Regions from separate parts of the Mus musculus genome. Here regions 1 and 2 are each linked to region 3. A link is a loop called in an ENCODE intact Hi-C map of the cell type or tissue named here. Cell type or tissue: left cerebral cortex. All regions are shown on one strand. Each heading gives the region's core, and the rest is flanking DNA. Links, peaks and the distances in the headings are about the cores only. Region 1 overlaps Shprh (SNF2 histone linker PHD RING helicase). Region 2 has its middle 56 kb from the start of Fbxo30. Region 3 holds the start of Epm2a (epilepsy, progressive myoclonic epilepsy, type 2 gene alpha).

Evidence for each region. A loop is a pair of places that touch in the nucleus more often than their neighbours do. Peaks named below come from ENCODE experiments on the same cell type or tissue, not always from the same donor. Only the 100,000 strongest peaks of a DNase experiment are listed, where the experiment ranks them.
Region 1: a loop joins it to region 3, with 2.3 times the contacts of the local background. A loop is called at or near these places in 6 of 42 quality-filtered maps.
Region 2: it touches region 3 in a loop (2.3-fold over the local background); 5 of 42 quality-filtered maps call a loop at or near these places.

What each region holds. Positions count from the first base shown.
Region 1 is chr10:11,207,923-11,217,968 of GRCm38, reverse strand. Shprh (SNF2 histone linker PHD RING helicase) reads right to left here. Exons shown (of 30, transcript NM_001077707.1): 29 at 5,567-5,647; 30 at 2,695-4,521. The coding sequence ends at 4,425. Among named protein-coding and RNA genes, the nearest start is that of Shprh, 64 kb to the right of the region's middle. In left cerebral cortex, for the core only: a CTCF peak has its summit at 5,753 (motif pointing left); no DNase peak of the experiment used is centred there.
Region 2 is chr10:11,220,739-11,230,784 of GRCm38, reverse strand. No RefSeq gene overlaps it. Among named protein-coding and RNA genes, the nearest start is that of Fbxo30, 56 kb to the left of the region's middle. In left cerebral cortex, for the core only: no CTCF peak of the experiment used is centred there; a DNase peak (open chromatin) is centred at 4,230.
Region 3 is chr10:11,338,201-11,348,246 of GRCm38, reverse strand. Epm2a (epilepsy, progressive myoclonic epilepsy, type 2 gene alpha) reads right to left here and starts at 4,802. Exons shown (of 4, transcript NM_010146.2): 1 at 4,479-4,802. The coding sequence starts at 4,776. In left cerebral cortex, for the core only: a CTCF peak has its summit at 2,935 (motif pointing right); DNase peaks (open chromatin) are centred at 3,518, 4,245, 4,538 and 4,860; H3K4me3 peaks cover 1,955 bases; H3K27ac peaks cover 1,533 bases.

The sequences.
Region 1 (10,046 bases), core at 3,231-8,230, 130 kb after region 3:
TTGCAAGTGCCAGATATCTAGAGCACTAATGAGAGTGCTTAAAAGTTAATTGTCTGACTTGCTTCATGCCTAAGAATTTCATCTGAACATTGATTGGTCATTTTAACTATATTACAAGCTAGTTCAGTTGAGGTGACTATTAGCAATTTCAGACATAACAGGCTTGCAACTATGGCTGCCAGTTATAAATTGAGAGGCCTCAGGTACAATATTTTCTACAACATGGGCATCATATTTTGATGTTTTATTAAACGTCTTATTTTCATCTACAACTAGCTAGGGAGATTAAGTCAAGAATGATAATCAAACAGCTATTCCTATACCCATTTGTGTAACACACAGAACACTAACAGAAAAAAAAAAGAACACAAAATTGAGTTTCTCAAAATATAATATTTATTGTTGGATCCATTATCTTAAAAGAATCATCCTGGGAAGACTACCATAAACACTATTTGGAAAAAAAATCATCCATAATTAGGAATAAATTAGGTTAAGCACTTCTAGAAATGAACTTATTTAATAATACAGGACAGAAATATGATACTCAGCATGATTTGTCTATATTTTTCCCATACAACTTTGATCTGAGAGAGCAACTGTAAGATTAAAACAGAAAACGAAACCTGAATAATTCCAATCACAATTGACATCCCAACATAAATAGGGGAAATCTCACAGGGCTCCACTCCTCAATGAAGAGCTACAAACAATTGATGAGAAAAATTGGTCTTCCTAAGAGATGAGCCCCCAAATGGTTATCCAATACCAAAGCAGTACTGGATATTGGATAACCAGCCCTAGAAATATTTACACGAAGACAAGCAACACTGGACAGAACTCAGCAGGCATATTTATGTTATTCACTTATATGTATCAACAATGTTTAAAGAGAAGGCTGTGAATTTGGGAGCAGACTTGAACACGGATGGGTAGGACAGAGGTGAGGGAGGGGGAAATAATATAGACTTTAATTAAGTGAAAAGAAATGAAAAAGGTTGAGAAGCATATGGTTCACAGCCGGGACACAGAAAACTCCTTTCCTTGCTAGGTAGCACGCACCGCACCTTCCATGACCCTAACAAGGAAGAGGCTTCTAGGTCAGTGGCAGTTCCATGTTGTATGACTCAGGTATGCAGTGTCTTCAGCAATAGGTTCTTACAGTCAAATTCTATAGCATAAACAGGAGCACTGGCAATAACCTGTAACGTAAGGATGTGTAGGATCTCTATAGCCAAAAACTGCAAAAGAGGCAACTAGTTCCTGTTGCAGGGCTTTCGTAGTCTGTGGTGTCTCATAGAACCTAGGAAAGAACCTGCTACAATGTTTCTACTAAATGGATATTAAACTCATTTTGTTGTTTGTTTTTTGTTTTTCCGAGACAGGGTTTCTCTGTGTAGCCCTGGCTGTCCTGGAACTCACTTTGTAGACCAGGCTGGCCTCGAACTCAGAAATTCACCTGCCTCTGCCTCCCGAGTGCTGGGATTAAAGGCGTGCGCCACCATGGTCTGGCTAAACTGACTCTTATACTCACTAATTAATGCATCTGAATCCTCATCAGAGAAACTTATTCAGTAGATGATTAACACAAAGACTCACCACCGGTTCAGGTGTAGATAATAACAGACTGCAGAACACTCATCATCAAACAGGACACCTGTCACACACCTCCACCCCAAGGTTAAGGGATCCAGGATGAAGACTCTAAGAGCCAGAAGCAATGGACAACTAGGAGGAAACTACCTGGACACAGCAAAGTGACTGCATATGTAAAATGGCATATTATGCTTGGAATTCTGATTAATTAATGCTACAAACACCAAGTATGTCTTAGAGAGTCCTTTTAAGTAGAAGTGTAGTTTCTGCATTTCTAATAAGGTATCTCCAAGTTTAATGAATAGACAATTCAATCATACTGATTTTGGGAAGGGTTAGTAAATGAGAGAAGAGATGGAAAGACATTTTTGCTTTTGTCCCTTGGAAGAGGTTTTCAGCTGATGATTAGTCACAACCTGCTAGATATTTATAAGTAGTTGCTTTTGTTATGTACTGCTTGTTGAGCACTGGTTCTATGTTGAGATTATTAATGTTATTAAAGATGTGAAAGGGATTGAGGGGTCTGAAATCCAGAGATTTATACATACTAAGCATTTAAAAAGACTGAGTTATACTTTCCAAAAGGACCAATTTCTAAAAATGGTCCTTTACCTACCTTAAGATCATATAGAAAGAGAAATATTGATGCAATAGACACAGTAAAGTTACTTGGATTTTAAGCCCAGTTTGTGGGATGTTTACAATTTACATAGATAAATCTTCAGTCCTAGTAAATTCATCTGGAGTTACTTGAAAAACAATTCCCTAAATAGAAATACATTTAAACTGTAAGGACTGGGCATTTCACTCATCCTCAGTGGTTTGCTAGCACAGTGCCATACTGTGATATTTCAGAGAATATAAAATTATTGAGAAAGGAATCTAAAATTTCTTTTGTTTGCAGCCAAGATGTGGGTATTTATTATATATGTGGACTCATTAGTTCTGAAGTAGTAGTATTATCATAATTGTTTAGAAGACATGACAAATGTAAATAAAATATGGAATAGTGTAGAATTGGCAATTTGATACTATCTGTTGAGTCAATAAAAACCAAAGTTCATATGATCTAAACCTTAGAAATAAAACAATCCATAATTTCATTTTCCACTAAAATATTTATTTAATTGAGGTATCTTACTGAAATAAATAAGAATAGTTTTCCTCTAATACTGATCAGTATAGATATCTATGTTATTTTCTAATTGAAGCATATCAAATTGTTTTTCCTAGAACATAGCACATGAAATATTAGGAAACAAAAATAAGTACTTACACAATCCCATTCTAAGTCATACCCACAAGGCTTCTGAACCCCAGCATGGCACACAACTCGGTGGAAGAACAGTAGACATGAAGCCAGGGGGCCTGGACTGCTCTGTCTGTTTGCTACATATCATAGGCGAGTTTCCTCCTGAGCATTAGATCTTTACCTTCAAAATAGGAATATCATTAATCATATCCATTTCACAGGACTGTTGTGAATATTAACCACATGAATACACAGAAAAGCTCTTAGTGAATGTAAAAGAGCTGTAAAAATATTATGTTTAATTTCATATAAAAGAATCAATGTATATCTCCCTTCAACTAAAGAATAAGCACCCAAAAAACGTGTCTTCTTCAGCTGACCTGTCACCTATAAACCTGGATAAGAAAATGCACCTTAGCTTAAGCACCAGAGCTCACGGGATAAAGGAGACCCAGGAACTACTTCTAGTACAGTTTTATGGACAGTTAGGTAGGAGCTAATGAACCTTGAGGGTCCCTTGATTTCAACAGCTAAAGGGAAGGAAACAAGAACATTTATATTCCAACACAAGGCTAGGATACAACAAGCTACTTCTTATTTTGTAATTTCAAAGTCATCCATGAATTCTTCACAGAAGAGAGAGTTTAACCACTTACAGTTTATGCATGTGTGAACACAGCGTTCTCTTGTAGTAGATCAAACACTAGTTAGTTTCTAAGAACAGAGTAACTGAAATGAATAAACTCTATTGTAGGTTTAGATAACTAGTGGCTAAAATGACTAGTTACAGGAACACAAGAAATGAATTCAGTACAATGATGATTTTTAAAAAGCCATATTTACAGATACATCATCTTAAAACACATACACAAAAAAAACTTACTAAAAAGGTTAAAGAGATCATTGTAGGTAAATGTTAATCCACTTAAAAATATTAACAATGATACCACTTAAACATAATAGAAAAATGAATTTTTCAGTATTTTAACATTTAGTAACAAAACACAATATAACCACCTAGTGATTTATTATTAGGAGCTAATGACAGTGTTACAGTTTAAACTCATGCAAATAACTACTTATTATATAGTTTAGCATTTTCTTAAAACATTACTGAGAATATAATGGTGAATCCTATGCTAAAGATGCTGAAGGCCCTTTCAAAAATGTTATTTACACTGGCTGTACACATCAGGTCATACAAAACTAGACTAAGTAACCTTCTTATATATTCTCTCCTGTTATAACAAACATCTATCTACTAATGGAAAAATTATTTAATACCCCTTTTCTTAATTCCCCTGCCTTATTAGTAATAGATATACAAGTGGAACAAAAAAATTAATGTTCTATTAGGAGTGTAAAGTTAAAATTCATTGTAAATGGTGTGAAATCGGTATAGTGAAAAGGAACCAATTGCCAATTATTACTAGGCTAGAGTATAACAAAATAAATTCATTCAACTTAAAATAGTATTTACTAATATTTACTGATTTTTTGTTTTTAATTTGTAACTCTCTTGACATCTCTGGAAGTGAAGTTCTATCTTAACATTGTGTGGAATGATGTGACGGCTTCATTCAAGCTCCTCGTTCTCCTTGGTAAACAGGTCAGCCAGGCCAGCCACAGTCAACACAGAGGCTTCAGAATGCTTTCCGGATGAGCTTGTGTGGCTGCAAGAGTTTCAGAGGCACAGAGAGAAGGCATGGCCAGGAGTTAGAGACTATATGCATGACAATAAAGTGAGGCACAGATCTGCCATACGTGGTCATCACTGAGCCACAAGTAGACAGTAATTGTTACATCTTGTCAAAATCAGTGAAAATGTCTAAATAATTCTGAAGCTTTGTCAGAAAATGCTTTCTATGAACAATTAATAAGAAATCAAAACAAATAAAAAACAGAAGATAAAACATCTGACAACTGTTGTCAAGCAGGTTCTAAACTCGCCATTTACAAAGAAGTTCAGTATTATTGTAACTGAAACGAAAATCACTATGTCTGCAGCATGTGACAACAAGAACAAACATCTTTCATGTTTAGATGAAAAGCCCTTCGGATGGCGGCATCTTTCTTGTTACATCAGAGTATGGAATTTCTGGTTTGAGAAGGTTTCTGTTACAAAATACCCTGGAGATGCCCTCCCTTTGAAAGAGCTATCATATCATCTCTCTTTGGGTGACTTCCAATCCGCCCATTTCACGGGGAGGAGGAAGGTACTGGTTTATTTCAATATGACTTTGAAGGAAAATTACCGTGCAAATGTTAGAAGAGTAATGACTGCAAGACCAAGTCCTAATTCAGACTGCTCTGATCATTCTACTACTCTGATGTCTATGGATTTGACACAAATCAACAGCCAAGACTTTAAATTCAGACATGCCTATTGCGTGACTGGTAAGCATAAACTATAAAACATTAATGCATGTTTAGTTTGACACATATCAGATAAAAGTTTAGCTAAGAGAGAACAATACATTTCATTTAAAAAGTAATCAAATATATCAAAGATAAGCCAGCTAATTGTGCATATTGTAATCTATTAAATTATCTTAAGCCAAATATAGACTGTCCAAAACATTAATTGGGACATGCTTTGGATAACATGCTTTTCTTTGGTTTTTAGAAAAAGTATTTAGTGTTTACATCATTTGTTGTCATCCAGAAGATCTCAAACTCTCAAGTGATGGGAAATCCCACTTGTAAGTTGTTACCTACCTCCTCTCAGCAGTTTTTAGCATTGCCTGCATCCGTTCTTCTATTGTTGCTTTAATTAAGAATCTATGTACAATAGTAGGTCTAGAAGGCAAATAATAATTTTAAGTTTAAAGACCATCTTAAGACAAATGAGTAGAAAATGACCTTATATACACATGCTACATCCATTAGTCCACTGGTGCCCACTTGTGGCAGGTCTTTATGAGTGAGCTCAGGGACAAGTCAACAGCACATACCGCCAATGTGATCTTCATGAACTAACCCTCTCACGAGGGAGACAGTTGCATGCACAGACTACGTATGGCAAGTTCAGTTAGAGAAGGGCATTAGGCACTAAGCACAGGAGGGACAGGAATGCATGCAGACAGAAACCAATGTTCATATATATTACTGGATGAGTACATGCTTGGGAAAAGCTAAAAATACTTCCGGGGCCAACAGCAGACGAGCATGGCACAAGTGTGTTATAAACGCAACAGGTCAACATGAGGTTACGGGCGGGCAGGGTTCAGATCATAAACGGTAGTCCTGCAGGATCTAACCAGGAACTGGATTTTGTAGTTATAAAGAAATGTGCTCTAGTAGTTATACATATTTTGATTTACACTAGACTGTACTTTGGAAATGCTTTGGCTGCTATGGAGGAAGAGAAGAGATATAATTTGAGGTCATCCTGGCAAGAGGAGATGGATTGTGCTTTTGTGTCAGCGGGATAAGAATTAGTCAAAAAATGAGGAATATCTTTGAAATACAAGAATCAAGACTAAAATAATTTGAATATAAGATACAGAAAAGTCCTAGATTCCTGTCTGAGCAAGTATAGATGACAAAAGACACATTAAAATATGAGGAAAGCTTGGGCTGGCTTAGAGTAGCACAGATGTAGTTTTGCTCTACCTGTGTCAAACTTAAGCTATCTAGTCGATATCCTAGGGGAAATAGGGGAAATATAAAGTTCCTAGATACATGTACAGATAATAGCTAGATATATAAAGCTGGTATTATCGAGGCGCAAGGATACTCCCATGAAGGTCGTCCACCCACTCATACTACTTAATGTCATGGCACTGGGTAAACTAGCAACTAGGGAGAGTAGATAAAAGGAACCACTAGACCACAGCAAGAAGTAGGCACCAGTTAAACTCTAAGCCTCATTTCAGTGGTACACTCAGGGGCAGCCACCAAAATAGAAAGGCTGACAGAAGAGGACATCAAGCGGGTGGAGGTAGACTATAAAGGAGTGTCACTTTAAAAATGATTAACACTCAGACATATTTATGTGATATTTTTCAAGATGAAGCCTCTTGAGAATATGAAAAGAGGTGGGATTTAGGACAAGTGGGATTAAAAAAAGACACTCTTCCACTGTAATAAAGGGACAAACACTATGCTATGCTCTCTTTTTTTTTTTAAAGATTTATTTATTTATTATATGTAAGTACACTGTAGCTGTCTTCAGACACTCCAGAAGAGAGAATCAGATCTCGTTACGGATGGTTGTGAGCCACCATGTGGTTGCTGGGATTTGAACTCCTGACCTTCGGAAGAGCAGTCGGGTGCTCTTACCCACTGAGCCATCTCACCAGCCCCTATGCTATGCTCTCTTAACCATTACCAGAGCCACACTCTTCTCGCTTGAAAACAATCAGTGTTAGGTCCCGTATCCTCTTGCCCAGGCATGGAAAATGTTCAGCACACTTCTTCCATATTTTCCTAGTTTTTCTATTTCTAAAAGAATCATTCTCTAATTAATATTTTAATTTAAAAAAGAAAATAATTCTTAAATTTATTCTCTTCTTCTTTTACTCTGCAATAAAAATCTCTCAAAATCCTATTCCTATGGGCTGCACAGTAAGAGTAGGGAGCCATGGTTAAAGCAGGGACAGGCAGGTAGCAGGGGTGCACCTGCCACTGTTTACCTAGCCGTGTCACTACACAAGCTATGTAATCCTATTTGTGTTTGTTGAACTAGAGTTGAACAAAAAATCCTTATAAGTAGTTGCCTATACTGCTCCATTTAAACTGCTTTTGATAAAATAAAATTAATGGTCAAAACTCTAATAGGAAGATTTCTATTTTGACATTTTAACATATTTTGACATATTTAGCAGCAGGTAACAGCTAAGCATGTAGGTGTCTTTTCTTTTCCCAGGGCTTTGTAGCTTACTTGTGCCAGAATTTATTTAGTTCATGGCCCATCACTATTTTTTCTCTCCTTTATAATTCCATTCATGCTCATAACTCAAAAATACCATCACATGCTCCTGATGTCTAAGTGTGTGCCTCTAGCCCTGGCTTCTCTCCCTGTCTCTGAACATACATATCTTGGATAGCTAATAAAATCTCAAACATATCTAAAGCAGACCTTTGTTCTTGCCACTGAACCTGTTCTATCTCATAGTCTTCCTCCACTCAGCCAAAGGCTTTCTATCCTCTCAGCTGTCTAGGCCAAAGCCCACAGTGTTGCTCACCCACTAACCACTATGCCTACAAACACTGTCAGTTCTACTCCAGAATAAACCGAGAGCCTCAAAACTTCTCACTGGGTGCACTGCCATTACCATACAAGCTGCCTCCTACTGTCATCAGGACTACATGGCCTCCCTGCTCCCCTTACTCCCTAGCCTGCACACAGTACTCAGAATGATTGTTTCAAGGCTGAAGTGAGATGTGTCCTTCCTCTGCTCACAGCTTCCCAATTAAGGCCCAGTATGATTCCCAAGCCCCACTGAGTTTCTTTCCTACCGATTTCAGTGTAGCATCTGTGGATCCTCTTTTTCTTTCTTTTTAGCATGTTAACAAGTATAGCTCTTTATTATTAAATCGTGTAATTAAGATTTACATGGGTATACAATTTTAAAAATAATTTTAATGGTAAAGAGTGATTTAAGTTGATGGAAATTTGTTTTTACATGAATTCCAGTATATTATACACAGTTTTGTTTCTTAAATACAAAAATTCCAAAGAAGTATGCTTAGTCTATAAATCAGATCTCCAAATCTACTCTACATACACATCAAAAGAAGTCTCTGGTGTTGTTTCTTTGATTGTTTGTTTGTTTGTTTTTACTTTCACTCACACCTGAAGTATCTGCACTTACTAGATGATGTGATTTTGCTGAGACATCCACCATGTTAGGATTTAAGGATGAGTCTAAATACGATATAACAGCATAAAGATTACCAAACTGTCCTAAAGGATCCTTTTTAAAAAAACATAATAAAACAAAAACCCAGGAACACTCTTGACTTACAGATGTCACACTGATTGTTATTGTGTGCTTAGTCATTCTTTCTTAAGATATTAGTATGATTATAGTTCCAGTCTCTTTCATGCTTTGCTTAGATGTTACCTTCTCAGTGTGGCTGGCTTCCAAGTCATCTGTGTTCTTTACTATCCCACCAGCTTGAGGTTTGGTCCTAACACAATATACTCTTTACTTCCTCAATCTATTGCATACTAACTTTTGATACATTATCCTGCATACAACTAGATTAGAAGTTGCATAAGGTTATCTCAAATGCTTAAAACTACACATGGCACACAGAAAGTACCCAGCAAAAGACCACTGAAGGAAGCATGTGGAGACTGATAAACACCAACTACGTAAGTGATAATGGAATGATAAGGCACTCTGAAGGAGGAGGCTAGACTGTCACTGGAGAACAATACAAACACTAAGATAGTCTCTTGAAGAAGAAAAGAAAGGCTATATACTGGGAAGCAACAGCCTTAATGGCCTTAGCCTTCTAAGTCTAAGACAAGTCCACCTATGTTTTAAGAAAAAGCTGGTATAACAAGAGGTCAGTGTTGGGGGTGGGCAAGATGGCTCAACTAGTAAAAGTAAACGTCAACCAACAACCTGAGTTTGATCCTTAGCACTCACATGTTTACTTGTTTGTTTACTTAAGTTGTGTATGAGTGCTCTGCTGCATGCACACCTGTATGCCAGAAGAGGGCATCAGATCCCTTTATAGATTGCTGTAAACCACCATGTGGCACTGGGAATTGAACTCAGGAGGAACTCTGGAAGAGCAACCAAGTGCTCTTAACCACTAAGCTCAGTCTCTAGCCTATCACACACATTTAAAAAACCAAAGTCAGATGCAGTGTATCAGAGGCCAGTTAATCACTGAAGTTTATCAATAATCCATATTTCCGACTCTGGCATGTAAGACTTCATTTACTGCTTCTCATGTTTTACCTCAGCAGTTCCAAACTGTTCACAACCCTAGGAAATGTCAGCTTATCTGCCCTTTAATTCTACATATGCAACTCTTCCACACTTGTTTTCTAGCCTAACTTTAAAATAATCAATCCTTCAGCCTAATGTGTTTCTTCAGGACACACATTAGCATATTGTGTTTGTTCATAAAACTTTAAATTATCTTGTACTTGTACTACACAATGGCCTTTTATGTATGCTTCTAGATGGGATTGTCGTATGATTGGAATCTCCAGTACGTAGCATAATGTCTG
Region 2 (10,046 bases), core at 2,105-7,104, 120 kb after region 3:
GAAGATGGGGGAGACAGAGGAAGCCACTTTCCCACAGAGCATACTGGAGAATTAGAGATGTGCTAGAACCTTGATCTGACCCAAGTGAAACATTCCATAATTCTAGCTTTGAAAACATGATACAGTTCTTGAGGCCAACTCCTTTCATGGCTGTTACAGCAGACAACAATCAAATATAGGTCCTTCCATAGAAATCTGCATCTGTTTTCTAAAAACAAGAGGATAAGTTTGCTAACTGCATATGATCACTTGTCATTATGGGGTGTTGTAAACTGCATGGGTAAACTACAGAACTGACTTACATACTGGAGGCTGGTAGCTGCACATCAAGGCCAGCCACATTGGTTATTTTAGTTTGTCGATGGCCATCCTTTCCCCGAGCCTTCCCTGCACCTGTCTGTGTCCTGACTTCTTTCCCTAAGCACAGCCATGCTGTTGGTTCAGGTCCATGTGAGGTTATACCTAAATTGCTTCTTTTAACTATCTTTAAAACACTGGGTGGTGAGACAATTTGAATTAAGCTCTGCACATAGACTAACCCATACTTCTCAGGGAACCTTTTCCTTGACTTCCAAGTGTATTTGCCTGTGTCACTGATCTCCTTTACCCTGCCCTGTTAGAAACTGAGTTCCTGGACACTTTGAAGTTACATTTATTTTGATCGCAATGAAAGATGAATGTATTAATCCTTTAAAGTGGTTGGCAAACAAATGGAACTTTTGTGTTTATCCACCATCATATTAACTGAGTACTAGAACGTGGGCATATCACATTTCTGGCCTACCTCAGGCATTTACAACTAAGAGTAAACAAACCATTATAGAACGTTTTATTTTTAGAACAGGAATTCAGTTTGTCCCTCTGGGGGCTGGAATGTTTCAGTTAGTAAAAATGCTTCTCGCCACACATACATGAAGAGCTAAGGTCAGGTCTTCAGCACTCAAGAAAAAAAAAAAGCTACACATCAGAGATCCAGTTCTGGGGAGACAGAGATAGGAGGATGAGTCAGCTAGACATCGAACTCTTGGAAGTCTGATGCAAATGAGATCTCAAGAAAAAGGCAGCGGTACAGACATTTACATTTTCTTTCATCTTGGTTAACTTCTGGCCTTTTCAGAGTCAGAATCTGACTGATGAGTTCTTTCAGAGGAAAAGTGGTTTAAATAGACAGGGGGAAATGAGACTATCTTTGTAGGAGCAGCAGTTTTAGAAAAAGTTCCTGGAGTCAGGAAATAATGTACCAATGGGAAAGGTTAAGTGAGACCATATACCTGCTTTTCAGAGAAGTGTTAGTTTAATCAGATGTGGAGGGTCCCTTCAGGTTTTACAGCAGGGAGAGAAATGATCCACAAAAAGACAAGAATAAAACTCAGTTACATTTTTAGGTACAGGTGTTAGGCCAGGACTTTTAAAGTCTGACATCAGCTCATATTATATTTTTGCCATATTTAAGTATTTCACAATTTTAGAAAAACGTTTTTTGGTAACAACTCAGCCTCATTAAAGCTCAAGACATGTTTCCACTAAAGCTGTTTATAAAGTAAATATGGTGTCTGTATTTTTGTTGTTGACTTACAGACAATACTTGAGATAAGGGTCTAGGGAAAATGACTGAGGTAAATACAATCCCTGTGGGAGTGAGGATTTGTCCTGGTCCTAAGATAACCTAACACTGACTGTTGCAAAGTACAAATGACATCTCTCACAAGGATTAGTTTAGTGGCAACAAGTAATGTTCAATAAAAGTTTTAGAATTAAAGGGTATGGACAAGCAAAGCATAAACTCTGGAAGACAAGGGCAGAGTCTGGCTCATCAGAGCAAAGGATCACTAGCAAAGCTAAACTCTATCTGTTCCCAGCATTCCAGGAGAGCAGGCTAAACATCTCTCTCCTTTGATGGTATCTGTGAGTTTAACTTTCTTGGCTTCTCCAGTGCTTATCTGTGTGTACAAACATCTTTTACCTTCTATATAATGACATGCTATTAGTTACATAATCAGATGCCCAAGACTTAAACAAGCCACAATTAGTAAATATTTAAGACCTATAATAAATATTTGTTGAACTGTACGGAATTATTTGCTATGCCAAAACTTACTGCTTCCTCTTGGGATAGTAAAAATAATGGTTGTGGAAAAGCTGTATATGCAGTTTTAATTAATATACAGTTCCATAAAATGTCAAAAGTAAGAAACAAATCCCCCAATACATGGAAAAGCAAATGGAATAGTTACCAATTATACCCACGGTTCAGGGAGGAAGGACTTAGAATGCTCTTCTCACCTCCCTTTTATTCAAGATTCTGGCTTTTTATAAATCTCATTACTTCTCATTCCTTAAATTCTATTAATTGCATGTATATCTCTTGAAAAATTATTTAAATTCAAATCTTCCTTCTTTCTTATTTTAGCTTCCTCAATTATTCTGAAGGTCTGCTCTGAGTATGGAAAAGGCTTTAGTTAAGCACAGTTCTTGTCTAATTTGAACTCTTTTCCACAAATGATGAAGTATGCTAATAGTTTTTGGAGTTGCTCATATAGCCCAATGTTTATTTTACATGAGGAGGTCCAGAGACAAACTGACCTATTCAACAAGACCCAGATTGTTAATAAAGTCAGAACTCAGGTGCTCTTCCTTCCTTCCTTCCTTCCTTCCTTCCTTCCTTCCTTCCTTCCTTAGTTGTGCTAGATATATTCAAAAGAGTAAAAAATTAAGGCCTAAGTTTGGGACAGGAGAGAAGAGGCATAGAGATGACAATGAGATGTATTATAGATCAAGCAGAAGCTGAAGTCTTGCTTACATAAAGTCTTAATTAGAAACAACTTGCATAAATAATTGGGCTTAACAGGTACATAAAATGTATCTCCTACCCTGGTTTATAGAAAAATGAGATATATCACATTGTAACATGAAGGATATTTGAGTAGTCTATTAAAAGTCTTTGGAACACTAGCAATCCTCCCTCCAAGTATAACAGTGCCCAACATTACCTCTTGAGCCTCTACTGTGCGCTATTTAATACATTACAGCTGAGAACAAAATTCTAGCTTTCAGTGGTTAATTTCTGCAGGAAGCTGGGAAAGATTTATAAAGTGAATATATCCGACCTCAGTAGAATAAAACCAAACCACAAAGAGGCTTAAGGGTGACAGGCAGGTAGAGGATGAAAGGTTCAGTTTTGTGCAATGACTGAAATGGCCTCACTTATAAGCTGTTGTGGGGCAGAGACTAGAAAGAAAGTGGGCAGAAGGCACAGCATGTCTGGGGAGAGTGACAGGCAAAAGGGACAATTAAAAGACCTTGTGGAAGTGTGCTTGGTCGTGTCTGAGGCACAGTAACATACATTCTGAGGATGGAGCAGACGAGTGGATATGTGGAAGAAGACGAGTAGAATTGCACAATGGAAGGCTGCATCATGTAGGGCCTTCTAGCCCTTATAAGGATTTAGGGTTCTCTTTAGTGAGTGGGAGGATTTTATACTGATGTATGACATGACCTGATTATCTGCCATGCGTCTTAAAACTGATGACTCTTCTGGAAAAAGACTGTAGGAGGCTGTCACAATCCTGTGAACAATTAGGATGTCTGGGACAAAGTAGTAGCTGGCAAGAAGATGAAAGGTAGTTGGGGTACAACTGGATATTGAGGGCTGATAGATGGGTGTTCAGGGATGAGAGAACTTAACAGACAGTTCCACAGTTGAGTATCGGAACCTCTGAGCTTGAGTAGCAGAAGAATGTGGTGACATTTAATAAAATACAGAATATAGCCAGGGGCTTTATTCTAATACTAGTAATTAACAAAACTCTAATAAAGATTTTTTTTTTTTTTTTTTTTTTTGGTTTTGGTTTTTTGAGACAGGGTTTCTCTGTATAGCCCTGGCTGTCCTGGAGCTCACTCTGTAGACCAGGCTGGCCTCGAACTCAGAAATCCACCTGCTTCTGCCTCTGCCTCCCAAGTGCTGGGATCAAAGGAGTGCGCCACCACCGCCTGGCGACTATTTTATTTTTTAAAAGTTCAGAGAGAAAGCCTGAGTGCTTATGACATTATATTCCTTTATAATGGCATCTGTAGTGAGTAATGTGAGCATGAACACTGGGGAGGAGTCTTGGGAAAGCTCTTTGTTTCTCATTCTAGAATGCTCCTTCCAGCATGCTTTGATGAGTAAGTGTCTGGGAGATGCCAGCTTCACTGTCTCAATGCTTGTTAAAGGATAAAGGAGGGCAAGAGAGGGAGGAGAATAAAAAAATCTGACCCAGAATTGTTCCTGTTTAAATGAACTGCAGGGATAAAAATGGAGAAGAGACTGAGGGAAAGGAGGTGCAGTGACAGGCCCAAATTGGGACCTAGCTCAAGGGGAGGCTCCAAGGCCTGACACTATTACTGATGCTATGGTGTTCTTACAGACAGGAGCCTAGCATGGCTGCTCTCTGAAAGACCCAACAAGCAGCTGACTGAGTCAGACGCAGATACTTACACCCAACTAATGGACTGAAGTTGGGGACCACTGTGGTTGAATTAGGGAAAAACTGAAAGAACCTGAGGAGGGTGACCCCACAGGAAGACCAGCAGTCTCAACTAACCTGGACCCCTCAGATCTCTTAGATGCTGACCCACCAACCAGGCAGCATACAGTAGCTGATAGGAGGTCCCTGACACATATACAGCAGAGGACTGCCTGGTCTAGCCTCAGTGGGAGAAGAAGCACCTAACTCTTGAGAGACTTGAGGCTCCAGGGAATGGGGGTGGACTGGTGGGGTGTGTGTGGGAGGAGACATTATCTTGGAAATGGGGGTTGGGGGAGGGTGGGGGAGGGGAATAACGACTGGACTGTAAAAAAAGATCGAAGATAATTTAAAAAATTAGGCAGTACAAACTTAAAAAAAAAAAAAAAGGAAATGTGAAAGAAAAAAGAAACCATTACACTTGTTTAACCCTAGCCTTAGAAGGCAGTGATATGAATGAGGTCTACTTTGGTCCTCTTGATAAAGGTGGAGCCCTTTCAGAGTCACAATATTAACTCTGTAAAGGCATATTTTAGTGTTACCACAATTGTGCTTGTAAAGGTCATCTTCCCCAGTTTCAGAATACATTAAATTCACATGCAGAGCCCATGAAGTACACAAGGACAGAACTTTTGAGTTTCATTTTTGGGGACTTGGCTGATAGGCCACAGAACAGGATATTGTCATGCTTAGTGGTGCCCTTAATCAGACCACCACTGAAAACAAGAAAACGTTTAGTGTACAGTACCAGAAATCTGGATTCTTGGTACTTGGGCAACTAACTGCTGAGTTACAAAGAATGAGCACAGGAGTTTGTGATTAGTCTGGGCAATAGTGCGACAGAGCCCCCCTACCAACATGTCAATGGAGAGCAAACCTTACACATACTACACCTCCTACCACACACACAGCACACACACCCAACAACTGATATCTAAAACCTGTGGATTTTAGATATTCAGGGTAATAGTTTGATACACGTATTTATTATGCAATAATTCCACAATCAAGCCAATCAACACATACTCAGTTCATAGCTTTTTATGTTGGCAAAACTGATTCTCAATTCATGCTTTTATCCTTTTGAAAGTTTCCCATTTCCAAATGGGAATTTAAAATATAATATCAACAACTCACTATGTCTATAGTTTCAACTGCAATTTCAGTTATTGCGTTCAAACTTTAGAGCCAAATATAAAACTTCCCAAATGGTCATTGTATCTGTTACTTTTCTTTTTGCTGTGACCAGATGAGGGAATCCAAGGGACAAAGGCTCAGAGTGCACAGTCCACCATGACCAGAATTAGATTATCACCTTCAAAAGCCGGCCCTCAGTGATCCATTTGTGATACTTGGGACTCTACAATGGCCCCCAAACATTGTTACCATCTGTTTAAACCCACTGTCTAAACACATGAGCAGTGAGTTGGGGGCAGTTTATATTCGTCATAAGCCACTTAAACTAGCTATGACCAACTGTAGTGGCTATTCCTGGTTGTCAACTTGACAATATTTGGAATGAACTACAATCCGGAATTGGAAGGCTCACCAGTGACCCTTATCTGGAGGCTTGGAGATCCTTATCTGGATCTTGGTTTGAAGATCTTGAGCCATAGTGGCTATGGATTCCAGAAGATTGAATCTCCGAGTTAAGGAACACACCTTTAATCTGGGCTATGCCTTTCATCTGGGATTAAAGGTGTGGTGGAACACACCTTTAATCTGGGCTACACCTTTTGCTGGAGACAATATAAGGACATTGGAAGAAGGGAGTCTAGCTCTTGCTCTTGCTCCTTCGCCTGCTTGCCGTGTGAGACTGAGTAACTGCTAGATCCTTGGATTTCCATTCACAGCTGCGACTGAACAATTGTAAGGAATTGGGCTGCCGACTGTAAGTTATCAATAAATTCCTTTACTAACTAGAGACTATCCGTAAGTTCTGTGACTCTAGAGAACCCTGACTAATACAGAAGTTGGTACCAGGAGTGGTTCTAGAGTAACAGAAGTACAAGGATGAATCTTTTAAAATTCTGGAATTGGCTTGTTGATCCACCAGCACTTTCAACTATTGAAACCTCTCCAGATTCTCTCCCTCCTGGGAGCTCAGAGAATTTTGAAGACCCATGGTTGAAACTATATTCCGAACTTAAAGAAGCTAATGCCCTTGATTTTCTTAATGAATTAGGTGATTCAGTGCACAAAGCTTTCTACAAGATGGGGAAAAAATCGAAAAATGATTTTACTGGCTGGCTGCTCTTAGTATCTGTAGAAAAAATGATGAATGAAAGGAAGGAGTTGTGTGATAAAATCGAAAGGCTCCAGACACAAGTAAACGATCTAAAAGTTGCTAAGTGTGTCCTTGAGGAGAATCTTCTCTCTTGTAGCAATAGAGCTCAAGTTGCAGAAAATCAAACAGAAACTCTCATTGTAAGGTTGGCTGAACTACAGCGAAAATTCAAGTCTCAGCCTCAGAGTGTGTCGACAGTTAAAGTAAGGGCTCTAATTGGCAAAGAATGGGATCCTACAACATGGGATGGGGATGTGTGGGAAGACCATGTTGAAGCTGAGAATTTTGAATCCTCAGATTCTCAAGGGTTTGCCCCACCTGAGGAAGTAGTACCCTCAGCCCCACCTCTTGAAATAATGCCTTCCCCACATGAGGAAATTAATTTTGCAGAGTCTGCTCACGGCCCACCAATAGTTTCTTCTAGACCTGTAACCAGACTCAAAGCAAAACAGGCTCCTAGAGGGGAGGTAGAAAGTGTAGTCCATGAGGAAATTCGCTACACTACTAAGGAGCTTAATGAGTTTGCTAATTCATTCAAGCAGAAACCTGGTGAATATGTGTGGGAATGGATTTTAAGGGTGTGGGATAAGGGTGGAAGGAACATAAAACTAGAGCAGGCTGAGTTTATTGACATGGGTCCTCTGAGTAGAGATTCTAGGTTTAATACGGAAGCTCGCATAGTTAAAAAAGGTGTCAAAAGTTTGTTTGAATGGTTGGCTGAGGTGTTTATCAAAAGATGGCCTACTGGAAATGACTTGGAGATGCCTGATATTCCATGGCTTAGTGTTGATGAAGGGATTTTAAGACTTAGGGAAATTGCAATGCTAGAGTGGATATATTGTGTAAAGCATAATTGTCCACAATGGGAAGGTCCAGAAGATATGCCTTTCACCAGCTCTATAAGACGCAAATTGGTGAGAGGGGCACCAGCACATTTGAAGGGTTTTGTTCTTTCCCTTTTCCTTGTGCCAGATCTTAGCATTGGAGATGCTTCTGCTCAATTAGATGAATTAAATTCACTGGGTTTAGTTGGATTCCGAGGTAACAAGGGCCAGGTGGCAGCATTGAATCGCCCGAGACAAGGTGATTCTAGTTATTATAATGGACAGCGTAGACAAAAGAATGTTTATAATAACATACCCAGTAATGGTCAGCACAGGAGAGGTGAAATTTATAATGGCATGACTCGCTTGGACCTTTGGTACTGGCTAATCAATCATGGTGTTTCCAGGAATGAAATACATAGGAAGCCTACTGCATATTTGTTTGATCTGTATAAGCAGAAAAATTCTCAAACAAATGAAAGAAAGGCTACATTAGATCGTGGTAAACAGCAATCTCGGCCAGTGAATCAATTTCCAGACTTGAGACAGTTTGCAGATCCGGAACCCCTTGAATGAAGGGGTGGCCAGGTTCCTCTGAGGAAGGATCTTGATAAGACACTCAAAGGTTTTGCTGTTACCCTTTCTCCAGTTCTTCCCCAGAGGGACCTACGGCCTTTTACAAGGGTAACTGTACACTGGGGAAAAGGAAATAATCAGACTTTTCGGGGTCTGCTGGATACTGGTTCTGAGTTGACACTGATCCCAGGGGATCCCAAGAAACATTGTGGCCCTCCAGTTAAAGTAGGGGCTTATGGAGGGCAGGTGATTAATGGAGTTTTGACTGATGTCCGACTCACAGTAGGTCCAGTAGGTCCCCGGACACATCCTGTGGTGATTTCCCCAGTTCCAGAATGTATAATTGGGATAGATATACTCAGAAATTGGCAGAATTCTCATATTGGTTCCCTGAACTGTAGAGTGAGGGCTATTATGGTTGGAAAGGCCAAATGGAAGCCTTTAGAGTTGCCTCTGCCAAAGAAAATAGTGAATCAAAAACAGTATCGTATTCCTGGAGGAATTGCAGAAATTACTGCCACTATCAAGGACTTGAAAGATGCAGGGGTGGTGGTTCCCACCACATCTCCATTTAACTCTCCTATCTGGCCAGTGCAGAAAACAGATGGATCATGGAGAATGACAGTTGATTACCGAAAACTAAATCAGGTAGTAACTCCAATTGCAGCTGCTGTACCAGATGTAGTTTCCTTACTTGAGCAAATTAACACATCTCCTGGCACCTGGTATGCGGCTATTGATCTGGCAAATGCCTTCTTCTCAGTACCTGTCCATAAGGACCACCAGAAGCAATTTGCTTTCAGTTGGCAAGGCCAACAGTATACCTTCACAGTTTTGCCTCAAGGATATATTAACTCTCCTGCCCTGTGTCATAATTTAGTTAGAAGGGATCTTGATCGTTTGGATCTTCCACAAAATATCACATTGGTGCACTATATTGATGACATTATGCTGATTGGACCAAGTGAGCAGGAAGTAGCAACCACTTTGGACTCATTGGTAACACATATGCGTATCAGAGGATGGGAAATAAATCCAACCAAAATTCAAGGACCATCTACCTCAGTGAAATTCTTAGGAGTCCAGTGGTGTGGGGCATGCAGAGATATTCCTTCTAAGGTGAAAGATAAGTTATTGCACCTGGCCCCTCCTACAACCAAGAAAGAAGCACAACGTTTAGTGGGTCTATTTGGATTCTGGAGACAACACATCCCTCACTTGGGTGTGTTACTTAGGCCTATTTACCAAGTGACTCGGAAAGCTGCTAGCTTTGTGTGGGGCCTGGAACAGGAGAAGGCCCTTCAACAGGTCCAGGCTGCTGTGCAGGCTGCTCTACCACTTGGACCATATGACCCAGCAGACCCGATGGTACTTGAGGTGTCTGTGGCTGATAGAGATGCTGTTTGGAGCCTCTGGCAGGCCCCTGTAGGTGAATCACAGAAAAGACCTTTGGGATTTTGGAGCAAAGCTCTACCATCATCTGCAGACAACTATTCTCCCTTTGAAAAGCAGCTCTTGGCCTGCTATTGGGCCTTAGTGGAAACTGAACGTTTGACAATAGGACACCAAGTTACTATGCGACCTGAACTACCCATCATGAGCTGGGTACTATCAGACCCTGCAAGTCATAAAGTGGGACGCGCACAGCAGCAGTCTATTATCAAATGGAAGTGGTATATACGTGATCGGGCCAGAGCAGGTCCTGAAGGCACAAGCAAGTTACATGAAGAAGTTGCTCAAATGCCTATGGTTTCTACTCCTGTTACAATGCCATCTGCTGCCAAACATGTGCCTATAGCCTCATGGGGTGTTCCCTATGATCGACTGACCGAAGAGGAGAAGACTAGAGCCTGG
Region 3 (10,046 bases), core at 1,033-6,032:
TACTTCCTGCTTACTCTGACAAACACACTTCTCAGACCTCAGGGGTGCTGATGACCCCTCTAGTCATAGGTCCCCTCCACTGTTCCCTCTGCAGCCATCTGATAGTCCGTGTCTTCTTCTTCATACCTAGCTGCCCAGCCCCTTTATTGGGCAAGGATATTGGCTAAACTAAGCCTTTCCACTGCCTTCATCCATTCCTCCAGAATTTTCCTTCTTCTCCTAGTCTCTGAGGACAATACCCTCCAGTTCAGCATTCTTTTAGATACAAACTGAGCCTATTTTTCTATTTTATATTAAGTAATTAAATTATGTCAGTCTTGCAGAGGTGAGACCCACAGGGATGTTTTGATAGATAAAATATTTTTAGTGTTTCATCTGTACAAACTTTAAGTTGATTTTCCTTTTAAAGAGACAAATGTCGTTATTGCTGCTGTTCAGTAGATTAATTGTTTAATATTGGATGGTGACCTTCTAGATGGCTAGACCAAAGATGAAATATTAGCATTGTGTGGTAAGACTCATCTATTGCTCTCTAGACCTGACTGTAGTCCCTACACACCTGAAAGCCTGGACTAAGAGTGGATTGGGTTTGACTTTTGTTTAAATTAAAAAGTACATTTTCTTTCTCAATGTTTAAAATGAATGGGTAAAATGTAATTCTAGTAAGGTAGATGTAGTTGAGCAAAGATACTATAAATAAAAAAGGAGTTTAAATATAAAATGTTCTACTTTGTGAATATGCGAGTATAGAATAAAATTTCCTTCATCCATCTATCCCCTTCCTTTCAAATAAACCTTAATTTACAACTGGCAGGTTTGTCTAGATTCCATTGCCTTTTATGTAGCACTGGGACAGATTTGGCTGTAGTTTTAGTCATCTACTTTAAGAGTTTGTCTTCAGATAATCCAAAGGAAAAGAAGTTTACATTCTTGAATATATATTAGCCTCGGCCTAAATAATGATTCCTCTGAAGTAAACCCTTGCCAGGAACAGAACTGACGGATTCTCCACCTCCTCACTCCCTAACATACACTGCTGCGCTGTGCTCGCAACAGCAGACTCCCCTACTCCTTTCCTAGGTCTTTTTTTAAAAACTCAGTTTCAGTCCTAAGGTATACAACTGGATGTTTTTCCTGATGACACAGTGTCGGGAAGTTATTCATATCTAAGAACTTCTGACTGGTCTGGGAAGGATGATGGATTGAATACTCCTAATTTTGTCTGGAAGTCTGGCAGAGTTACAATGTTGTACATTTTGTGGAAGCTTATGTTTTTGTACTTTATATTTCAAATAAGATAGTTTTAGAGTCTTGAGTGAAGAAGAGCCACCTTTGTATTCCACAGTAATAACTAATCCCTAACTCACCCTCTACATCACGGAGGAATGCCATATGCGCCTCCATGCTTCTTCAAATCACCCTACACATCAATGAGGAAGTTTACATTCTGCTCCAAATCACACACAGAAACCAGTGGACTGTGACTTTCTCAGTCATGAGTAGGATAGGTTTGGCAACCTCAGTAGCTGATAGAGATCTGGATGCAGAGCTGGGGGGGGGCACTGGGGGGTGTCACAGTTTATATTTATGTCAGTAGATCTCTACCCAGTTGGCAGAAACCATCCAACAGTCAACCTTGGCCCTACCACTCCTTCAAGACCAACTCACCTTCCTAGCTTCAGTGTTCCTATACAACTGATGGGCTCTCAACTTGCTGGCTGCCAAAAGGGACGGCACTTGTCTCTTATTCAATAAAATATATGGTGGTCCTATGTAAATCAGTCTGCCCAAGAGGAAGAGAGGGGAAAAAAAAAACTCACATAAGTTGGCTTATAAATCTCGACCTCCATGGACCAACTCCAGCATATACTGGATCCTCAGTATGTCTACTCTAGACATGTGGTTGCTGGGAATTGAACTCAGGACCTCTGGAAGAACAAGCAGCCAGTGTTCTTAACCGCTGAGCCATCTCTCCAGCTCTACCTCAGTTTCCTTAAGCGTCCACTTTTTAATTCTCCCTTTTCTTCTGTCCACCTTCCTCAGCAGAGTCTAAGAACCTCCACTATGTTCTGGTTTTCTAGTCTGTGCTAATGAGGAAACCAACCTCTTTGGCTCAGGGTTGCTGGGGACTGGGTGCGTACTCCTGTGTAAAAATGCTAGTATTATAGTATAGTGAAGAAATGAGACTTTACTCATCCAGAGACAGAGTCTGCTTCTGGAAATTCATTTTCCCCCTTTTATTTACTTAGTAATTTGGTGTTTTTGAGATGGGGTCTCTATGTAGCTCTGGATATCCTGGAACTCACTTTGTACACCAGGCTGGCTTTTGAACTCTTGAGTGCTGGGCTTTAAGACATACATCACCATACCAGGCCTCCTTTTTTTTTTTTTTTTGACTGCGAGTACAAGGTCTTGGTTTGCAATGACAATAGCAAAAGTACTAAGCACAGTGGTTCACAACTTTCACAGCACTCTGGAAGCTGAGGAAGGAGGGATGCTACCAGCTACAGGCTACCTGTACATGCATTGCCTCACATTAATCTGCCCTGGTCTAACAAACCATATTCCTGGGTTAGACAGTTTAGCCCCTCCCACACAGTTATCCATGCTCTTAAAGACAGCATCTCCTTGTTAATTTCCAATCCTCAGAACCAACCTACCCATCTACAAGAAGGTCCTGATAACTGAGAAAACAGAACATGAACACATGAAACTTAACTCAAAAAACAAGTCAGAGTACAGAGAATAAGTGGGGTGTGTGTATTATTTTAGAAATCTTTTTTAAAAAGAAATGTCTCTAATAGGATAAAATGAACTCTATAAAATAAAAGTCAATATCACATCTATAATTTAAAATAAGGGTATTAAAGCCAGCAGGGATAATGGACTAAATTCTTTATATTTTATAGCATGTACAGTTGCTAATTTTATGCATTTCCAGTAGGTGTCAATAGATACTCTTTTTTGCAAGCTACATATAATGTATGTGGTAACCTGCAGAAAAATTGAAAACAGACAAGTTAAAGTGAATGCATTAAGAAATAGCAACCCAACCATCAGCACTTTGGGGGTATTAGAAACGCTGATAAAGGAGGAGACCTGGAAATGGGTGCTCTAGTACACCACGCACCGTTATTAAAATTATCAGATGTAATTTTACTGTGGAAAAAGGACACAGTGACATTAGTAGAAATGCACTGCAAAGGGAGGACAGCCAAAGGCAGGCAGCTCTCACATCTGACATAATGAAGTGCTAGCTGACCATCAAACCCAAGAGTGGCCAAAAAGACCAGCAAAGGGAATAAACAGATCCCAGTAAACCACGTGCTTTTCTTGGGTCTCGTTTTTTTGTTATTCTGCATTCTTGTTTTCCACAAGAACTGGCTAATGGCCTGGTTGTCTGCCCATACGAATTTCTCAAGAAGCATTCATTCCCTCCACGGGACTCTGAGAACCACTGAGCCACACACGTTCAGTTTGCCACCACGCCCATTGCCTTCACAGAAAAGGCTGTCTCGATCCACCCAGCGTGGTCGGTGGACACGCTGCTACGGATTTTTCAACACATTCCTTACTGAAACGTAAAGTGGCGACATTTTGGCTTGTCCAAATCCATTGTACAGAAACATTTCCAAATGCTAGAAAGAAAACCGCACTTGGATTCCAATCCAAGAATCTCGAAAACCAAAAGGAACCTTAATGCACAGTAACAGCTGCACAGTATTTTTTTTTTTCACTTAAAAAGTAAAACACACCTGTATGCAAATAAGTCTGAGCTATATTAATATTGTTAAAGAAAAAATAAATACTCAAAATTATATATTGTACAATATTTGTTCAAACAGTTACACACACACGCGCGCATGCAGGCAATATGTTTAGGTTTTGTATGGTGGAAATGCTGCTTTCAATCATATATTCTTATTATAATATTTTTGTGGAACAAGTTCTCACTTTGTAGCCTTGGCTGGCTGGGAACTCCCAGCAATCCTCCTGCCTCAACCTCCCAAGTACTGAGATTACAGATTTGTGCTATCACAAGTGGCTATTTACTTTTATTATTTCTTTACAACCGATATTACTCTTTACATATTTTAAGAAATCAAGTCATGTCTCAATTGTCTTCTATCGCGGTGACCTGACTTTGGGGGAGGAGCTTGCTATTTCCCACGATTCGGTCTCAAAAATCTAAGGGAAAATTCCCTCCAGCAAGCGGCCCCTTGTAGTGTGGGGTGGGCCACTTCGGAGTGGATTAGAGAGAGGCCTAAGGCAGGAGACCCTCGGAACTGGGTCTTGATCCGGACCAGGGCATCGCTGTGCAACCGGGTAGGGTCAAGATGGTGGGCGAGCGGTGGCCAACAGTTAAGTGCACGGGGAGCTGCGGGGGCGCGCGAGCTGCGGGCTGCGCGCCCCCGAGGCCGCGGCCGGGGTGCACGGGGAGCTGCGGGGTGCGGGCCTCGGGCCGGGGAGCGCAGTACCTTCCCAGTGCAGCTCGCCTCCAGGCTCGCGCTGCAGGAACTTGTACCAGAACGTGTCAACGCGGCCCGGCTCCGCCCCGCCGGCCTCCTCGTACGCCTCCAGCTCCACCTCGGCGAGCCACAGGCCGGGCTCCTGCAGCGCCAGCGCAGCGGCGCCCGCCGCGGTACCCGCGGGCCTGAGACGCACGGCGCCGTGCGGCTCCCAGCGCCCTAACTCGGGCCGCGAGCCGGCGAGCAGCAGCTCCTGCCGAGCGCCGGCCACCGCGGGCGGCACCACCACGCCGAAGCGGAAGAGCATGGCGGTGGCCCGAGTCCTGGGAGCCTGGCGAGCGGCAGCGGCGGCGGCGCGAGCTCCGGGGCGGCGCGAGACGTGCAGCGCCGCGCGTTTGTGGCCCGGTCACGCGGCCGTGGGATCAGGGTTCCCAGGCGCCGTGGAGCTGCAGCCGCAGGAAGCGGGCATTCGGGGCTCGCGAGAGGCTGAGACCCACACTGGACCTAGGAGGGAGGAAAACGACACCCCGACATTGTCCTGTCGTCTTCCCAGAGATCTGAAATCACTTTTACTAAGTCAACAAAGGAAGAAAGAGTTGTCTAGCCTGAACCTCCAGCCTCAGTGAAGTTGCCGATCCAAGATTTACCTGTAACCCTCATTCAAGCACCCCAACATTTAGTCCTTATGGGCCTCTGATTATAACGTGGGAATAATACATATGAATAATGTTCTTTAGAGACCCTCCACTCAATACACAAAAACCCAGCGTTCATCAAACACACAAAATACTTTCCCTTGCCTAAAGGGACTAAAGAGAAAAACAAAATTTCAGCCTCCTCTTTTTAGCGTGTATAAGTTGATCTCAAGATCAAAAAAAAGAGAAAACCTTGTTTGTGAGATGACAAAGTTTAGAAACAAGGTCTCACTGTGGAAATCAGACTGGCCACAAACTCTTGAGATTCTCCTGCCTCTGCTCCTTGGATTACAAACCTGCATCACCAGTGCCCAGCTACTGTGTGTGTGTATGTGTGTGTGTGTGCGTGTGTGTGTGTGTGTGTGTGATAAAAACCTATTTAAATTTTCTTCTTGGGGAAAAAAAACAGAAAAATAAATAAAAGTTGCTTCTTGCAAATATTAGCACTTTAGGTCAAGAAACAACTGTGTCATTATTTGGCCTCTGGGAGCAGAGGAGGCTGCTTCAACTTGTTATTAATATGAATAAAGAAATGTCTGGAGTGGCTGGGGTTCGTTCTGGTCAGTGCGAGCCCCAGGCCACCTTGGGCACGAACTCCGCAGACCTTCCCAAGGTCCCCAGAGAACTCTCCATGATGCAGGTGCCCTAGCACACCCAGGATCTTAGGATCACTGAGGAGAGTCAGCAACCAGAGAGGGCCCTGACCCCATGACTCGAAGGTGAGAAAGCCAACTTGTATCCCTGGTATCTCAGAGACCAGTCTGAGCAGGAAAACAGGAGGGCCTCAAAAGCAACAGAGCTTCTTAGACAGGGCCCCTTCATGCCTCATCCTTAGCCAGGAGGCAGAGCTGAACTCCAGACCTCTGTGCATCTTCCCTGCAAGAGAAAAGCTTGCTTGCAGAGTGCTCTAACCTCAGGAGAAGAGTTGGACTCCCAGGAGTGCTGACAGAGGCTAACAGAATCACAGGAGGAAAAAACTCCAGCAAGACACAGCTAGAACATCTAACACCAGAGATTATCAGATGGCGAAAGACAAACATAAGAATCTTACTAACAGAAACAAGAACACTTGGCATCATCAGAACCCAGTACTCCCACCACAGCAAGTCCTGGATACCCCAACACATGCGAAAACAAGATTCAGATTTAAAATCATATCTCATGATGCTGGTAGAGGATTTTAAGAAGGGCCTTAATAACTCACTTAAAGAAATACAAGAGTACACTGCTAAACAGGTAGAAGTCCTTAAAGAGGAAGCACAAAAATCCCTGAAAAAAATACAGGAAAACACTGCTAAACAGGTCCTTAAACAGGAAACACAAAAATCCCTTAAAGAATTACAGGAAAACACAACCAAACAGTGATGGAACTGAACAAAACTATTCAAGATCTAAAAATAGAAGTAGAAACAATGAAGAAAACCCAAAGGGAGACAACTCTAGAGATAGAAATTCTAGAAAAGAAATCAAGAACCATCAGCAACAGAATACAAGAGATGGAAGAGAGACTCACAGGTGCAGAAGATTCCATAGAAAACATAGACACAACAATCAAAGAAAATGCAAAAAGATCCTAACTCAAAACATCCACGAAATCCAGGACACAAAGAGAAGACCAAACCTAAGGATAAGAGGTATAGATGAGAATGAAGATTTTCAACTTAAAAGGGCCAGTAAATATCTTCAACAAAATTATAGAAGAAAACTTCCCTGACCTAAAGAAATAGATGTCCATGAACAAGAAGCCTACAGAACTCCAAATATGTAGCCTCCCTCAAGCCTGAAGCAGGCTGAGCCAGAACTTGACCTTGCTGCCACTAAGGAGATTATCTAGGGTGGAGCCTTCTTCCCTAGATCACTCTATTGTTGAGCCACTGTCACTGTTCCTCTTCAAGATACTGCTACTTGCTGAGAGGCCCCCCTATCCTGCCCTATCCTGCACATCATCACCTGCAGCTGGTTCCAGGCTCCAAGGATGAATTGGCAGAAATGGACTTTCTCCCCTCCTTTATAAAGCGTGTCCGCCATTAAACATTTGAACCTTGAGCAGACTAGCATGTCTTGGTTCCATTATTTCTCAACCCGCCTAGGCTCCCTCTTTTCTTTCAGTTCCAAGATGCCTTCCAGACTCGAACCCGAACATGAGAGCCGCAGGCCGGACCCAACAATTTGGTGAACCAACGCGGGACCTGTGATAGGCAGAGGACATTTGGAAGAAGCACTGATGGTTTGGAGCTCCATGGAAGAAGAAAAGAATTAAAGAAAATTCGTACTGGAGAAGGTTGGTACGGGTTAAGCTGGAACAGCGCTAAACCAGCGCTGGATTCACTTAGGTTCAGCAGTGAGTTATCGGGAACTAGGAACTCAGCAGGCAGGCAGTTGGCTTCCAGAAGCTGCTTTTTTAGGCGAGAGAAATAAAAGGGTTTAATAAAAGGGACTTAATAATCAGGTGGATGGCAGCAGTTGAAAACTGCATCAGGCTGGAGGAAAGTGGATTTTGAAACTCACCCAGGGACAGAGAAAATCAGGGAATGCCCTCTTGTGTGCATGCCGGCCGGTGTCTTTGTTCTGAGTGTGTGTCTTATGTTTCCTGAAACGAACATGTGCTCATTGTGTTGGTTTGTTGTCTGTGTTTCGTCCCGTGTCTCTGAAACATGGTGTAGTCTGAGTATAGATCCGCCTGAGTTTGGTTTCTCTGGTGTTTATAGACGATGGGGTTTTCAGAAATGTGTGATTGGTATCTGCAGCTGTCCCTTTGGGCTGTAAGGACAGGAGGACTGTGGTCAGCAGATGTGCTAGGAAGACCACTACCTCCCCAGGGGATGCCCTGGGGAGTAGGGAGAGCCAGAGACCTCTGGCAGTCTCTGGAGATTGGTCAGAGGGACCAAGTTTTGTTTATGAAATGGAAGCTTACCCTTCTAATTCTTTTGCCTGCTCATGGAAGATGAGAAAGGGTTGCATATGTCTGAATCTGTTGGTTTCTGTTTTATGTGTTTTGTGTATGTGTTTAGAGCTATGTGAAAATTTAGAAAAGTGCTAGTGTACTGGAAAAGCCCTATTGGGAGCTGATTCCAAATGCAGCTCTTAAAGGGGCAGGTAGCCCTTTGCTTGTAATAGAAAGTTAGCTTAAAATTGGTAACTCAGAGTTGGAGTCATTCTAAAAAACATGTGGCAGGAGCGAACCCAGGAAAACAGGTCTTTACAGATACTTCAAAATAGGGATAATCTTTGGGCCAGGACTCTGGCAGAGTGCTCAGATTGAGAAATGTTTGTACTTGGGTAGACGAGGAGCTCAGCTCCTGAATGTCATCACCTGCAGCTGGTTCCAGGCTACAAGGATGAATTGACGAGAATGGACTTTCCCCCCTCCTTTATAAAGCATGTCTGCCATTAAACATTTGAACCTTGAGCAGACTAGCATGTCTTGGTTCCATTATTTCTCAACCCGCCTAGGCTCCCTCTTTTCTTTCAGTTCCAAGATGCCTTCCAGATTCGAACCCGGACATGAGAGCCGCAGGCCGGACCCAACACAAATAGACTGGACCAGAAAAGAAATTCCTCCCGACACATAATAATCAGAAAAACAAATGCACTAAATAAAGATAGAATATTAAAAGCAATAAGGGAAAAAGGTCAAGTAACATATAAAGGAAGACCTATTAGATTTACACCAGACTTCTCACCAGAGATATGAAAGCCAGAAGATCCTGGGCAGATGTTATACAGACACTAAGAGAACACAAATGCCAGCCCAGGCAACTATAACCAGCAAAACTCTCAATTACCATAGACAGAGAAACCAAAGTATTCCATGACAAAACCAAGTTCACACAATATCTTTCCATGAATCCAGCCCTTCAAAGGATAATAAAGGGAAAACACCAACACAAGGATGGAAACTACACCCTAGAAAAAGCAAGAAAGTAATCCTTCAACAAACCTGAAAGAAGACAGCCACAAGAACAGAATCCCAACTCTAACAACACATATGACAGGAAGCAACAATTACTTTTCTTCAATATCTCTTATCAATGGACTCAATTCTCCAATAAAAAGACATAGAATAGCAGACTGGCTACATAAACAGTGACTCAACATTTTGCTGCATAGTTAATAAGTTTTTGTTTTCTTATTCTGTTATATACCTAGTGAGATGGTTCTACCTACTTCCAGGGTTGCCCTGAGAGTCTAAGATGAGCCATGGTGCTGAAAACATGTGTTCTCCCCCCAAATGCCCAATTTTCTATTCAGCCTTATTCAAGGAGTGCTATATCTACAAAACTTAACAACTACACAAACTACGATCCTAACACAACGGAAGTTCGAAACTGTTAAAAATTACACTGCCCTTGGAAATCTTCATAGAGAATTAGAAAAGCATTTTAGGGAAAATATGAACATGACTGGTAAAAGGGATAAAACATAATTTACTTTCTGTAGACATCTCTGTTTATAGATGCTAGATCATAATGTCATTTGGTTATAATTTGGTTAAAAACATCATTCTTTGGTTAAAACTTTGGTTTAACTTAATAGTGTTTAACTTACATTTCCAAACTTTCTATAATTCTATGCCTTTATTTTATTTTTCTCCTATCAGAATTACACCAGACTTTTCACCAGAGACTATGAAAGCCAGAAGAGCCTGGAGAGATGTTATACAGACACTAAGAGAACACAAACTCCAGCCCAGGCTACTATACCCAGCCAAACTCTCAATTACCATAGATGGAGAAACCAAAGTATTCCACGACAAAACCAAATTCACACATTATCTTTCCACGAATCTAGCCCTTCAAAGGATAATAACAGAAAAAAAAAAAAAAAAACCAATACAAGGACAGGAACCTCACCCTAGAAAAAACAAGAAGGTAATCCCTCA